2 separate regions of the Homo sapiens genome follow, and region 1 is linked to region 2. A link is a contact called in ENCODE Hi-C or POLR2A ChIA-PET data. All regions are on one chromosome and are shown on one strand. Each heading gives the region's core, a stretch centred on a gene start or an enhancer-like site at or near the end of the contact. The rest is flanking DNA. Distances are from core to core; before and after follow the strand shown.

Region 1 (6,291 bases), core at 531-3,030, 110 kb before region 2:
CTAGGTCTGGCCCCTCCAAAATCTTCAACCCCACACTTGTATTCAGTGTCAGGCACTCAGATGCTGCCCACTGGACCTGGCTGGACACTGGCCAAAACACACATTCTGGGCAGACATGCAGTGCGCTGGCCTCCAAGGCAGGGGCCAGGACAGGAGTTACTCTCCCCACCTACCCACACAGCTCATGATAGGGCCCAAGCAGACTGCTCAGACTGATGGGAAACCTCATGAGTGCCTCCCAGCCCATGGCTCCAGGGCTAAGCAGACAGACTCCTCCACCCAATGCTCACACGGCTTAGATCCAGCTGGCCCCACTCACCCAACTTCTGTCAGCCTGGACACCCACGGGGAGCAGGGCAGGAATTCCACAGGGCAACTGCCACCCTTTCCTCAGGAAGGACAAGGGTTGCAATGGCACTTTGGGGTACAAGCCACCATCCCAATTGACTGCAGGATTCAAACTTCAGACCTCAGTAGGCGCCAAAACAACTAAAGATCCAAGTGAATATAAAACCCAGTGGTGCAACTCTGAGCCAGAATCCTGGACCACAGCCCATGACCACTTCCAGGAAGGCAAGGCTTCCTTCCTCTCCTGCCCCTCCCAGGTGGCCCTAACCCTGTGCAACAGGCCACTCGCCAGGGAGCTTGAGGGGAAGAGAACAGTCGGGTCCTGGCCAGTCCCAATCTGTCTTAGAGAAGAGAAGGATGACCAACACCCATGGGAAGGAATTTGGAGCAGGAGACCAGAAGGGCAGGGACAAGGATGGGTTTGGGCTCCCACTGCTGCTCTCTATCCACCGCCACCTCTTCCATCCAGGAAGCTCCCAGCCTTAGGTAGATGCCGTAAGACAAGTGGAGGCTGCACTGGGCTGGGGAGGTGTGACACCTGGGCTTTCACTGTGCCCCTCCCACTGCCTAGGTCCTGATGCCCATCACAGCCCTTTCTGCTGCGGCCTGGGACCTTCCCCTCCCGGTGCTGCAGGGAGCTCCGCACTCACGCATTTAGGTCACTAATGTGCAGCGCTGGGGAGTGCCCTCTGAGCACCCGAGAAATTACTTTGGTTATGGAACTGACAATTGTTTCCTTCCTTCTACTCCTTCCTTCTGTTTGGCTGACATTTCCCTCTCAAACCCTCTGACACAGGGTTCCATCAGGAGCACCGCACCCCTCCACAACCCTCTGCCACGGAAGGTGTGCGAATGCCCCATCTCCTCCTCACAACCCTGTGGACCCATGGTTAGGCCGTTTCTTTAAGTGAAGAAACTAAGTCTCATAAAGGCTCGGTCTTGCTGGGGTCTCACAGTCCTCGCAGGAGCTAGGATCTGGACTAGGGTCCTTGAGCTAGTCGCTCACCCTCTCTGAGCCTCACTTTCCTCCCAGGTAAAACGCATGTCACAATACAATGGGGACCAAATCCTTAGGCGGGACACAAAGGGACAGGGGCCTGGGAGGCCTTTTGAGAAGCTCTGAGCAGAGCTAGGCGTGCCCCGATCCGGCTTGAGGAGCCCAGCTCCTGTTCCTCCCCATGTGGGAAAGAGACTGGCCCCGCGTCCGGGCCGCCTCCCGGCTGTAGGCGCTGGGACCGCGGGGCGCAGAGACCCCGCGCCCAGCCAACCGGACACAGGGACCAAAGCGCCTAGCAGACAGGGCGCAGGAGACGCCCATCAGGCGGCTCGCGCCCCCAGGCACCTGCACTCACCGAGGGCCCCGAGGAACAGCAGGACGAGGAAGACAAGTTTCATGTCTGCGGTCTGGAGGCGACTTGGCAAACGAAGGCTCTGCCACTTGCGCCTGCCCTGCGCCCCTTTATTCAGGGCTTTGCCCCGCCCTGTTGCCCAATAGACACCCCTTCCCTCCCCACTCCCCGCGGCCAGGTCTACTTGTTCCTTGAGGATCCAGGCTCCGAAAAGCCCTGAGGCAGGACAGGACTCCACACCGCGCTGCGAGAGGAAAGCCAGCCTGCACCTCACCTGTCCTGGTTCTGCCTGGCTGCTGCGATGTTCTTTCTCTCCCACTAGTCTGCAAGCCCCTAGGAGTCGCAGCCCCCTGAGCCCTGTCCCAGCTCTGGTCTCAGTGCCTTCTAGAGGGCAGGACACAGAGCAGAGGGTCTTTACTTGAAGATCGCCTTGACCTGTGAGACTGCTATCTTCTTCAGCAGATGACCTTGAAGGTGCCTAGGAGCCAGTTAGGGCAGGTGGATTTGCTTTCACCTTGGCTCAGCAGTGAGCTGAGAGTTGAAAAGATGACCCGACCACCCCCAGCAGCAGCCTAGGGACAGCTGACAGAGAAAAGAGAGGCTGCCCAGAGTCTCAGGCAAGCTGCCCATGGGGTATCTCCCTGCCCTGCTGAGACCCACAATACAGCTCCCAGAAAACAGACAGGGACCTCAGAGGGGAATGGCCACCACCCAAGGCTGGTTCCATGTTCTTATTTGCCAATGAGAAAGATGCCCTATGGCTAAGATGCCCTACCACTTTTTTTTTTTTTTGTCTTTTTTTTCTCCATCTCCTCCTTCTTCTTTTTTGGTGTTGATAGTATTCAGTAGGAAATGGTAACCTCATTTTAACAATCGCCATAAATGTCAGATTTTAAAATTCAAAAGCTAGAATACTGCTTCTAAGAATACATCTCGTAAATACATTCCCATGACACACAGCACCCCAGGTACAAATGTTTCCAGGCACCACTGCATGCCATTAATCAGTTGGAAGCAAACTAAACATCCATCTCTAGGGGAGTGTCACATACAGCATGGTGCCTGTGGGACACATTGGGGGCCTCAGAAAGAATATCCTGTGTGTATGGATGTGAACTTAGCCCAAGAGTAACTAGGCAGGGCACAGTGGCTCATGCCTGTAATCCCAGCACTTTGGGAGGCCAAGATGGGAGGATCGCTTGAGCCCAGGAGTTCAAGACTAGCCTGGGCAACATAGGGAAACCCCCATCTCTACAAAAAATACAAAAATTAGCCCAGCATGGTGGTGTATGCCTATGGTCCCAGCTACTTGGGAGGCTAAAGTGGGAGGACCATTTGAGCCTGGGAGATGAAGGTGGCAGTGAGCCATGATCATGTCACTGCACTGCAGCCTGGGCAATAGAGTAAGACTCTGTAACCCCCACCAAAAAAAAAAAGGGTAACTAAGTGAAGAAAAAAGGTACTAACAGTGAGGGAAATAATAGGTCACCTGAACACCTTTCTTGGCAGGTGAGTCTGACCAATATGTGACTCTGAAATCTGCTTATTCTGAAAAGCTGGTCTTGACTCTGCTTAGACTACTTGGTACTAAAAAGCATTTCCTGGAGCAGATAGGCAATGCCCCAGGGAGCCAGCTCTGCCAAGAGTGAGCATGCAGTGGGCACCTAGCCATGGAGAAGCAGGCTCAGCCCAAGGTGGAGAGGCCATTAAGGAGGCTGGGGAGCCCCTCCATTTCTGGGCATGATCCTGCCAAGGCACAGGGTGGAGGCTAATCAGGGATCATGCTTGCCTGCCATGAGACTGGGGTCTGAGATTTGGTGCTAGAATCACCAGCTGGGTTTTGGGGTGACAGATCCAAGGTCTCTCATTGTTTGGAAACATGATATTGCACCATTTAAAGTTGCCATCATCAATAATTGCAATAAGTTCTTTCAAAAATACTGAAGAAATACAAAATTGACTAATTCCCAGGAGTGCTGAAGCATCTTTGTACCTAAATTGGCAACAAGACTTTGCCTTTTCATCATTATAAAAGAATTAAGAAACATCATAACCCGTGTCTCTTTTTCTGAGTCCAAATTTTAAAAAAGGATGACTGGGAGGTCAGAGGGCCCTGGGCCCTCTTAAGTATGTTACAGTGTTGGCAAGAACACAGAGAACCTGGGGCCACTACCAAGAGGCTCAGCTTAAGGAGTGCCCTGAAGGCAGCATGGGTAGGCAACAGGGCAGACTGTTTTCCTGCTGTGCCTGTTGGAACAGCCCAGCCCCAGGGCAGGGATGTGAGCATCTGGACACAGGCAGAGCAGCCCCTCAAGGCCATTTGCAGAGGAGGCTGATGTAGGGGATGAGTCTGCCCCAAAAAACAATGAAGTTTCACTGATCTATTAACAGCATTCATTCATTCATTCATTCATTCATTCATGCCAGAACTGGTAGATGCCATGAGAGACAGAGAAGAGGGGTCTGTCCTTGCCCTCAGGAGCTCACAGCACTATGGGGGAGGGACAGTCACAGGAATGCACTTCTATCACAGAGGCTCCCTAAGAAGAGGCCAAGCAGCATAAAGCAAGTGAGTGTGAGGGCCCAGAGGAGGAATGACCAGCACCCATCATGAGGGCTCCAGAAGAACTCCAGGAAGATTTAGCCTGGGTACCTGAAGGAAGGGTGGGATTTCTACAGGTAGAGCATTCTGTAAAGTAAACAACCAAACAAGTAAAGGCTTGGGAGCATGAACCCAGTGACCAATTACCTGAGCACTAGGGACAACAAAAGTTCCCTCTGGCTTTCTGGCCAGGAATTCTTTTTTTCTTTTCTTTTCTTTTCTTTTTTTTTTTTTTTTTTTTACCGACAGGGTCTCCCTCTGTCACCTAGGCTGGTATGCAGTGGTGGTGCAATCACAGCTCACTGCAGCCTTGACCTCCTGGGCCCAAGCGATCCTCCCACCTTGGCCTCCCAAAGTGCTGGAATTACAGGCATAAACCATTGCACCCAGCCATGGCTTGGAACTCTTGTTGGAAGAAGGATTAACAAAATCCTCCTCCTCTATCCTGAGCTCCACATCATGTGTTCATCTGCCTCTGGAAAGGTACTCTTGCAGGTCCTGAAGGCGCCTAAATTTAATGCATCGAAAATGCAACTCACCCAGTCCCTCCAACCCTGAACCTTTTCTCATATTTCCTACCGCTTTCCACCAAACCCACCAAAGAGCCGCAGAGGCACCCTCAAATCCTTTGGCCAGTTAGCTCTGTGCATGTTATAGGCACTTGATGATCAATATCGGTTGAAGGAATGAATAAATGAGGAAGAGGAACAGGCTAAGAAAGGGACAAAGGATCCTGTTTGTAATGTGTTGGGTCTGAAGGATAGTGAGGGTCAGGGCTGCCTAAGCCAGGCCATGCCAAAGCCTGTGTACATGGACTCATTAACTTACCCATTCATTCAACACTGGTCTATGGGACATCTCCAACGTGCCAGGAGTTGGGTCAGATCTCAAAGAGCCTGCAGGGAAGCAGAATGCAGGTTTCCAAATGCTGAGACAGTAACATGAGTTTAAGGAGCACAAAGAAGGTAGCTGCTGTGGAAACTGCCATGCAGTGGCAAGAGCTAGTGTTCAACAGGCAGATGTGTGAGGCTGACTCCCTTCCCCCTAACCCTGCTCTGCCCCCACCCTCAAAACTCCTCCAGGGAGCCTTTACAGAATTGCAGGCCCAAGCCCCATTAGCAGGCAACAGTCTCTGGCCAACCTAAGTCCTCCCTGCAAGCCAGTAAACCTCACACCCTGCCCTCTATGAGCCTCTAGCTTCAAACCCCAAGAAGAGTGTTGGGAAGGAAGTGTGAGATCTGAGTAGAACTGGCTTCAGGTGGGATAAGGCAGAAAAGGCCTTCCTGAGACATCAACTCACGCTTGGACAATAGCTTGGCAGATGGGAGACCTTGGGCCCTGTATCTTTTCCCTGCCAGTGGTGAGAGATTGCTGACTTGAGAACCACTTGTTAAACATTTAGGGATTTGGGGTGGGTTAACTGATGGCAGCTTGATATCAGGCATAGTCGATGTATTTATGCCATGGAATTAGCAAATGCTCTAAATCAGGGCTTCCTCCTTCCACACCCCCAGAGGGCCAGTTGACCAGCACACAGCTGCCTACGTTCATCATTGGTGGCATGCAGTGTCCACATTAGTGTGGGTGTGTTTGTGTATGGGTGGCTGTGCCATCCCTAGCAGAGAAATAGGATAATAATCTTTAATATTTGGATGACATTTTAAAATCCAAATAGTGCTGTCAGTGACTTTGTTTCACATGGCTTTAACAACGACTCTGTGAGTTAAGACAGTCACTCTTTCCATTCTAAAAACAGGTACTCTGAGTGTCGCCTGAGGTCACACAGTGAGTGAGATACAACTGCTATCCCTGAGTCTCCCATTAGGCCCACAGCCAGGGGCTTTCTCCTCCATGAGCCAAGAACCCTCTGAGAGCTCAGGGTGCAGGGACTGAGGCCCAGGGATCTCAGCACAAAGGGAACCTGGCAAGAATTGAACCTTCCGTGAAGCAGGCCCTGCCTGGCCCCTTCCACACATCAGCTGGCTTCTGATG
Region 2 (7,104 bases), core at 597-3,096:
GCCCTCCCCCACCTCCGGCCTCCTAGAGCTTCAGGCCATGTTCCCCTGTCCCCTGTGAATCTCAGCATGCTACCTGAAGCATTTCACCTGAAAAGGCCACACAGGGAGGAGGCGAAGCGCAGCAGGAATGAAATAGTCAACTGCTGTGGAGTTGGAAATGTTGCTGCATCCCACCATTGACTGGATGGGGCCTCACTCCCCCAATACAAATTATTTTACGTTTGCTTCTCCCAAGATCATGTGTAAGGCCGGGCGCGGTAGCTCATGCCTGTAATCCCAGCACTTTGGGAGGCCGAGGCGGGTGGATCATGAGGTCAGGAATTTGAGACCAGACTGACCAACATGGTGAAACCCTGTCTCTACTGAAAATACAAAAATTAGCCGGGCGTTGTGGCGGGCGCCTGTAATCCCAGCTACTCAGGAGGTTGAGGCAGGAGAATGAGGCAGGAGAATCACTTGAACCCAGGAGGTGGAGGTTGCAGTGAGCCAAGATCGTGCCATTGCACTCCAGCCCGGGTAACAGAGGGAGACTCTGTCGCAAAAAAAAAAAAAAAAAAAAAAAAAAAATCATGTGTAGAAGTAAATAACACCTCTTCCCAGCACCTGTGGATCCATGGCATTCACACAGGTAGGCACTGACGCTGAAATGGCCTCAGATGCTACCAATTCTTTCTGCCGAGGCCTAAATCCAATAAACAGAGATGGATGGAAACAACTATCTAATAAAAGTTTCGCATTTGTGTGCCTGGCAACATTAAGTAACCGTCAGGCTTTCCTTTAGAAATTGGAATTAAATGCGATTTAGAAACTATTAACGACTTTGGGCGTATTTAATAACACATGAAATAACCCGGAGGATTGAAATGTTAGGTGAGGCGACTCCGGCTCATAGACGCGCCTCTCCATCTGGGGCGTCTGGCACTTAGTGGAACCACTCAATAAACACGTTTACCCCTGCAAGCGGCACATCAGAGTCCGGGGGTAATTCTCGGTGTCGTGGGGCCAGGACGGCGAGGGGCTGGAAGAGGCCGCCCTGTGGGAGCTGGGAGGCTGAGATAAATTCCCGTGATTGGGGGCTGAAATGGCCTCCCATGCCGGACTGCCGTGGTTCTAGAACTTTTTCCTGGAACAGGCCGGCACTCCCACTGGAGAGTCCCAGCTGCTGCGCCTCTGGCCGCCCCTCCCCTCTCCCGGGCACCTGGCGCCGGCTCCCGCGTCCTTTCAGGAATTCACGTCCGCCTGGAATTTGCACTTCAAGTCTGGAGCCCCCAAGGAACCCCTCCTGACCCTGAACTTCTATCTCAGTTTCAAGCTTCCTAGTCTTCCCCACACACACACACCTAGCTCCTCAGGCGGAGAGCACCCCTTTCTTGGCCACCCGGGTATCCCCCAGGGGGAGTACGGGGCTCAAAACACCCTTCTGGAAAAACAAAGGTGGAAGCAAATTTCAGGAAGTAAAACTTCCTGAAATAAAATAAAATATCGAATGCCTTGAGACCCATACATTTTCAGGTTTTCCTAATTAAAGCAATTACTTTCCACCACCCCTCCAACCTGGAATCACCAACTTGATTAGAGAAACTGATTTTTCTTTTTTCTTTTTTTTTCCCAAAAGAGTACCTCTGATCATTTTAGCCTGCAACTAATGATAGAGATATTAGGGCTAGTTAACCACAGTTTTACAAGACTCCTCTTCCCGCGTGTGGGCCATTGTCATGCTGGTGGGCGTCCCGCCCACCTGAAAGGTCTCCCCGCCCCGACTGGGGTTTGTTGTTGAAGAAGGAGAATCCCCGGAAAGGCTGAGTCTCCAGCTCAAGGTCAAAACGTCCAAGGCCGAAAGCCCTCCAGTTTCCCCTGGACGCCTTGCTCCTGCTTCTGCTACGACCTTCTGGGGAAAACGAATTTCTCATTTTCTTCTTAAATTGCCATTTTCGCTTTAGGAGATGAATGTTTTCCTTTGGCTGTTTTGGCAATGACTCTGAATTAAAGCGATGCTAACGCCTCTTTTCCCCCTAATTGTTAAAAGCTATGGACTGCAGGAAGATGGCCCGCTTCTCTTACAGGTATGAGCTAATCTTGAATGTGAACTTTTTTTGATTGCTAGAGATTGCCAGCTTAGGAAGTAATGTTCTACACCTGTCATTTGATTTTTCTCTTGCTCAAGCCTTAAAAGAGCTGCCAACCGCACTGCTGTTTTTCCTGAAAGACCTGGAATTTCACATGGTTACTTCTAACTTTGCCATTGGCTTTTAACATTTTCGTGTTAATGTTAATTTTCATTTTATGTTAATGACTCTGCCTATGAAATAGTGTTTCTTTATTCTTGTACAAATAAAGGTCAGTACTACAACCAAATTTAAAATCTTCCGAAAAGATTAAAGGTATAAGCAGATTCAATACTTGGCAAAACTATTAAGATAATAGCAAAAAAAAAAAAAAAAACCCACATTTTTTACCTAAAAACCTTTTAAGTGATTGGTTAAAATAGTTTGGCCGGGTGCGGTGGCTCACGCCTGTAATCCTAGCACTTTGGGAGGCAGAGGCGGGTGGATCACCTGAGGTCAGGAGACCAGCCTGGCCAACATGGCAAAACCCCGTCTCTATTAAAAATACAAAAATTAGCCAAGCATGGTGGCGGGCACCTGTAATCCCAGCTACTCTGGAGGCTGAGGCAGGAGAATTGCTTGAACTGGGGAGGGGAGGCAGTGAGCCGAGATCGCACCATTGCACTCCAGCCTGGGTGAAAAACCGAAACTCCCTCTCAAAAATAAATAAATAAATACAGTAGTTTGTAAAATGATTCATCGGTAACATGGGATGCAGCTATTTTTTAATCCTTATATGAAAATTGTATGCAGGGGAAAACATGTGAAATAGAAGATAAAAGACATATACCTACTTAAAATTAGGTACTTATGTGAGGACAGGGCCTAAGAAATAATAATATATATTAAAAAGACTTGGATATTGGTGACTTTTTTTCAACATTTTTCTTTGTTACATGAATTAGCCATTAAAAAAAGAAAGATGGTGCTCTACAATTTCTTTTCAGTGATCTGTGGTCTTGTCCTTGTGATGAGAGGACCTGGGTGTTAACTTGTAAGGTTTTATTTCCTTTGTTTGGCTAACTCATGTCTGACTTCCTCTTCCTAGTGTGATTTGGATCATGGCCATTTCTAAAGTCTTTGAACTGGGATTAGTTGCCGGTGAGAGACCTTTTGTTCTTTTGATCACTCTCAATTTTTATGTGGCCTAAAATACAGACTCCATGAATTGATTTTGTCGTTAAGGGCTGGGCCATCAGGAATTTGCTCGTCCATCTCGGGGATACCTGGCCTTCAGAGATGACAGCATTTGGCCCCAGGAGGAGCCTGCAATTCGGCCTCGGTCTTCCCAGCGTGTGCCGCCCATGGGGATACAGCACAGTAAGAACTGCCTGACTTCGATGCTTCTGCCCTGGCCCTTCATGTGTCTCCTGAGTATCTTTCCAACACTCTTTCACCTAAAAGGGCACCTGGTTCTGGAACTGTGCAGGTGCTGGACTGCTTTTGGTTTTGGAAGTGAGACAAGGATTGTGTATTTTACTTCCCTAGAGTGCAGTTTTCCTCCCCTGAGTCCACTTCACACTGGGGAACCCAGAACCACCACTGGCCTATGCATGAAAATGACTTCTCTGCTCAAAGGCACAGAGACTTACTCTGATACAACACATTGGTGTTGTATTAACCTTCGCTTACAGGAATTGCCCTTGCACTTTTCCATCCCTACACCCTCAGTCATCTGTTCTTACCTTTCAGGTAAGGAGCTAAACAGAACCTGCTGCCTGAATGGGGGAACCTGCATGCTGGGGTCCTTTTGTGCCTGCCCTCCCTCCTTCTACGGACGGAACTGTGAGCACGATGTGCGCAAAGAGTAAGCAATTCAGAGGGGCGGGGAGCCGTGGAGAGGAGAGAGAAAGGGAAGTGGAAATTTCAGACCCAAGGCTATCGCCTTACCTGTTCATTCTCAGGAACTGTGGGTCTGTGCCCCATGACACCTGGCTGCCCAAGAAGTGTTCCCTGTGTAAATGCTGGCACGGTCAGCTCCGCTGCTTTCCTCAGGCATTTCTACCCGGCTGTGGTAAGCGGAGGTTCTCCTCTTTCTTTTGCCCTTTGAAGTTACGTAGTTGCCTTGGGGGGTGCTTAGTTAGCAGGCTCTCCTTGTACCTCTTGTCTTGCTAGAGCCTGGCAGCCAAAGTTCTGCTTATAAAAGCATCGCAGACTCCTGATGAGATAGTTGCCTTGGCCTCTTTGATATTTATTTCCTCGGGAACCTGGCTAGTCCTGCTGCCTTTCAGATAGAGATGTATTTCAAGTCTATTTGACATTTTATGGTCTGAACTTCTATTGAGGAAAATAAACAAGTCTCGGTCTCTTGTTAAACCAAGAGATGTTCTCTGGTGTTCCTTTCCTTTGGGTAGGGGGACCCAAACCAGGATGGGCAGCTCATTTAGAGCCCACCCTGACGACAAATTCTATCAGAGGCTTGGCCCCTTGCTAGTCCTTTAGAAACTTCCAGAGTCCTAAAAGTCCCTGGTAACCCCCTCCCCATACCTTACCATGACTGGTCACAGAACCCTTACCATGACTGGTCACAGAACCCTTTCACCTTCTTGATTTTTACTGATTTGAGGAATACAATGAAAAGAAGGGCAGCACCTGGAGAGGAAAAGAGGCGACAGTCCTCTCTCCACCCTAGCCTGAGCCAGGTTTCTAGGGCCCCCCAAATTCAGAGACCTATTATAGTTCTGGGCCTTGGAGATGTTAGAAATGGAAAATATTCAAGTCCAGGAAGTAAATGAAAGCAAACATTTCACTGAGAACAGGAAGGAATTCCCCAATCCAGACAGGGATTGTGTCTTTGCCATTTGCATCCTGGGTGTCAGGCTCAGGATAGGTGTTTGATAAGTGTGGGTTGGGTGATTGGATGTGTAGGGAACATGTTCTCTTCCTGGAACATGGGGCCCAATCAGAATCTAACCAGGTTGTGCTCATTCCTGCAAGTGAAGGCATCACCACTGGGCTAGGTTCCAGGTGTGAGTGTCCTGAGAAGAGCAGGTTCACAGTAGCGTATAGATATGCCACATTTGTGGGCAGCAGGATGAACTGCCAGAGAGGTTTGCTTTAATGACCAAGCATCCCTACCTTCCAGATGGCCTTGTGATGGATGAGCACCTCGTGGCTTCCAGGACTCCAGAACTACCACCGTCTGCACGTACTACCACTTTTATGCTAGTTGGCATCTGCCTTTCTATACAAAGCTACTATTAATCGACATTGACCTATTTCCAGAAATACAATTTTAGATATCATGCAAATTTCATGACCAGTAAAGGCTGCTGCTACAATGTCCTAACTGAAAGATGATCATTTGTAGTTGCCTTAAAATAATGAATACATTTCCAAAATGGTCTCTAACATTTCCTTACAGAACTACTTCTTACTTCTTTGCCCTGCCCTCTCCCAAAAAACTACTTCTTTTTTCAAAAGAAAGTCAGCCATATCTCCATTGTGCCTAAGTCCAGTGTTTCTTTTTTTTTTTTTTTTTGAGACGGAGTCTCACTCTGTCACCCAGGCTGGACTGCAATGACGCGATCTTGGTTCACTGCAACCTCCGCATCCGGGGTTCAAGCCATTCTCCTGCCTCAGCCTCCCAAGTAACTGGGATTACAGGCATGTGTCACCATGCCCAGCTAATTTTTTTGTATTTTTAGTAGAGATGGGGGTTTCACCATATTGGCCAGTCTGGTCTCGAACTCCTGACCTTGTGATCCACTCGCCTCAGCCTCTCGAAGTGCTGAGATTACACACGTGAGCAACTGTGCAAGGCCTGGTGTTTCTTGATACATGTAATTCTACCAAGGTCTTCTTAATATGTTCTTTTAAATGATTGAATTATATGTTCAGATTATTGGAGACTAATTCTAATGTGGACCTTAGAATACAGTTTTGAGTAGAGTTGATCAAAATCAATTAAAATAGTCTCTTTAAAAGGAAAGAAAACATCTTTAAGGGGAGGAACCAGAGTGCTGAAGGAATGGAAGTCCATCTGCGTGTGTGCAGGGAGACTGGGTAGGAAAGAGGAAGCAAATAGAAGAGAGAGGTTGAAAAACAAAATGGGTTACTTGATTGGTGATTAGGTGGTGGTAGAGAAGCAAGTAAAAAGGCTAAATGGAAGGGCAAGTTTCCATCATCTATAGAAAGCTATATAAGACAAGAACTCCCCTTTTTTTCCCAAAGGCATTATAAAAAGAATGAAGCCTCCTTAGAAAAAAAATTATACCTCAATGTCCCCAACAAGATTGCTTAATAAATTGTGTTTCCTCCAAGCTATTCAATTCTTTTAACTGTTGTAGAAGACAAAATGTTCACAATATATTTAGTTGTAAACCAAGTGATCAAACTACATATTGTAAAGCCCATTTTTAAAATACATTGTATATATGTGTATGCACAGTAAAAATGGAAACTATATTGACCTAAATGTGAACTGGTTATTTCTAGGTGGTGAGGTGCTTTATGGTGGTGGGTTTTTGCTCTTGATGCCCTTTTTGCATTTTCCAAAGTACCATGGTGAGGATGTGTTATATCTTTTCCAGGGTCCTAAAAGTCCCTGGCAACTCCCTCCCCATACCCTACCATGACTGGTCACAGAACCCTTTCACCTTATTGATTTGTACTGATTTCATATGGAATATGGCAACTACATCTGGCTCAAAACAAAGGAAACCAGAAGAGCCAAGTCCCAGGTGAGTGCTCAGTTCTGTTTCTAGCTTTGACGTGTGTGTTCTTCTGTGAAGGACAAAATTTGCTTCTATTATTTAGGTACCATAATTTGTGTTTTTCCAAATTAATTCCCTGCAGATGCAAACTGCCAAATAGGTGACATTTTTTACAATGCCCAATGGAAAGAAAGTAAAATGGAATAAGCAGGAAGCAGTGAGGTGTACCAGAAAGCACAAAATCAGGAGGTAGACAGGCTGAATTTGGAAGGTGGTCTGGCCACTTACTGACAGTGGGACCCAGCTTCCTAATCTGAATCTGGATTAGTGCCTACATCACAGTA

Evidence for each region. Hi-C counts contacts between places; a loop is a spot of excess contacts on that map. ChIA-PET counts read pairs that join two places held with the same protein, here RNA polymerase II (POLR2A). Pooled maps may share reads with other maps.
Region 1: a loop to region 2 is called in a pooled map of posterior vena cava, with 2.6 times the contacts of the local background. The contact joins the promoter of LTF here to the promoter of CRIPTO in region 2. A Hi-C loop is called at or near these places in 1 of 50 pooled maps. POLR2A ChIA-PET finds 5 or more read pairs at or near these places in 2 of 52 experiments (H1 and WTC11).

Annotation. Positions count from the first base shown.
Region 1 is chr3:46,463,125-46,469,415 of GRCh38, forward strand. It overlaps LTF (lactotransferrin), which reads right to left and starts at 1,781. Exons shown (of 17, transcript NM_002343.6): 1 at 1,701-1,781. The coding sequence starts at 1,743.
Region 2 is chr3:46,575,942-46,583,045 of GRCh38, forward strand. CRIPTO (cripto, EGF-CFC family member) reads left to right here and starts at 1,847. Exons shown (of 6, transcript NM_003212.4): 1 at 1,847-2,063; 2 at 3,154-3,206; 3 at 3,291-3,425; 4 at 3,798-3,912; 5 at 4,010-4,119; 6 at 5,191-6,516. The coding sequence starts at 2,029. The coding sequence ends at 5,309. RefSeq lists enhancers at 380-1,151, 1,012-1,181, 1,152-1,925, 2,698-3,470, 3,383-3,552 and 2 more.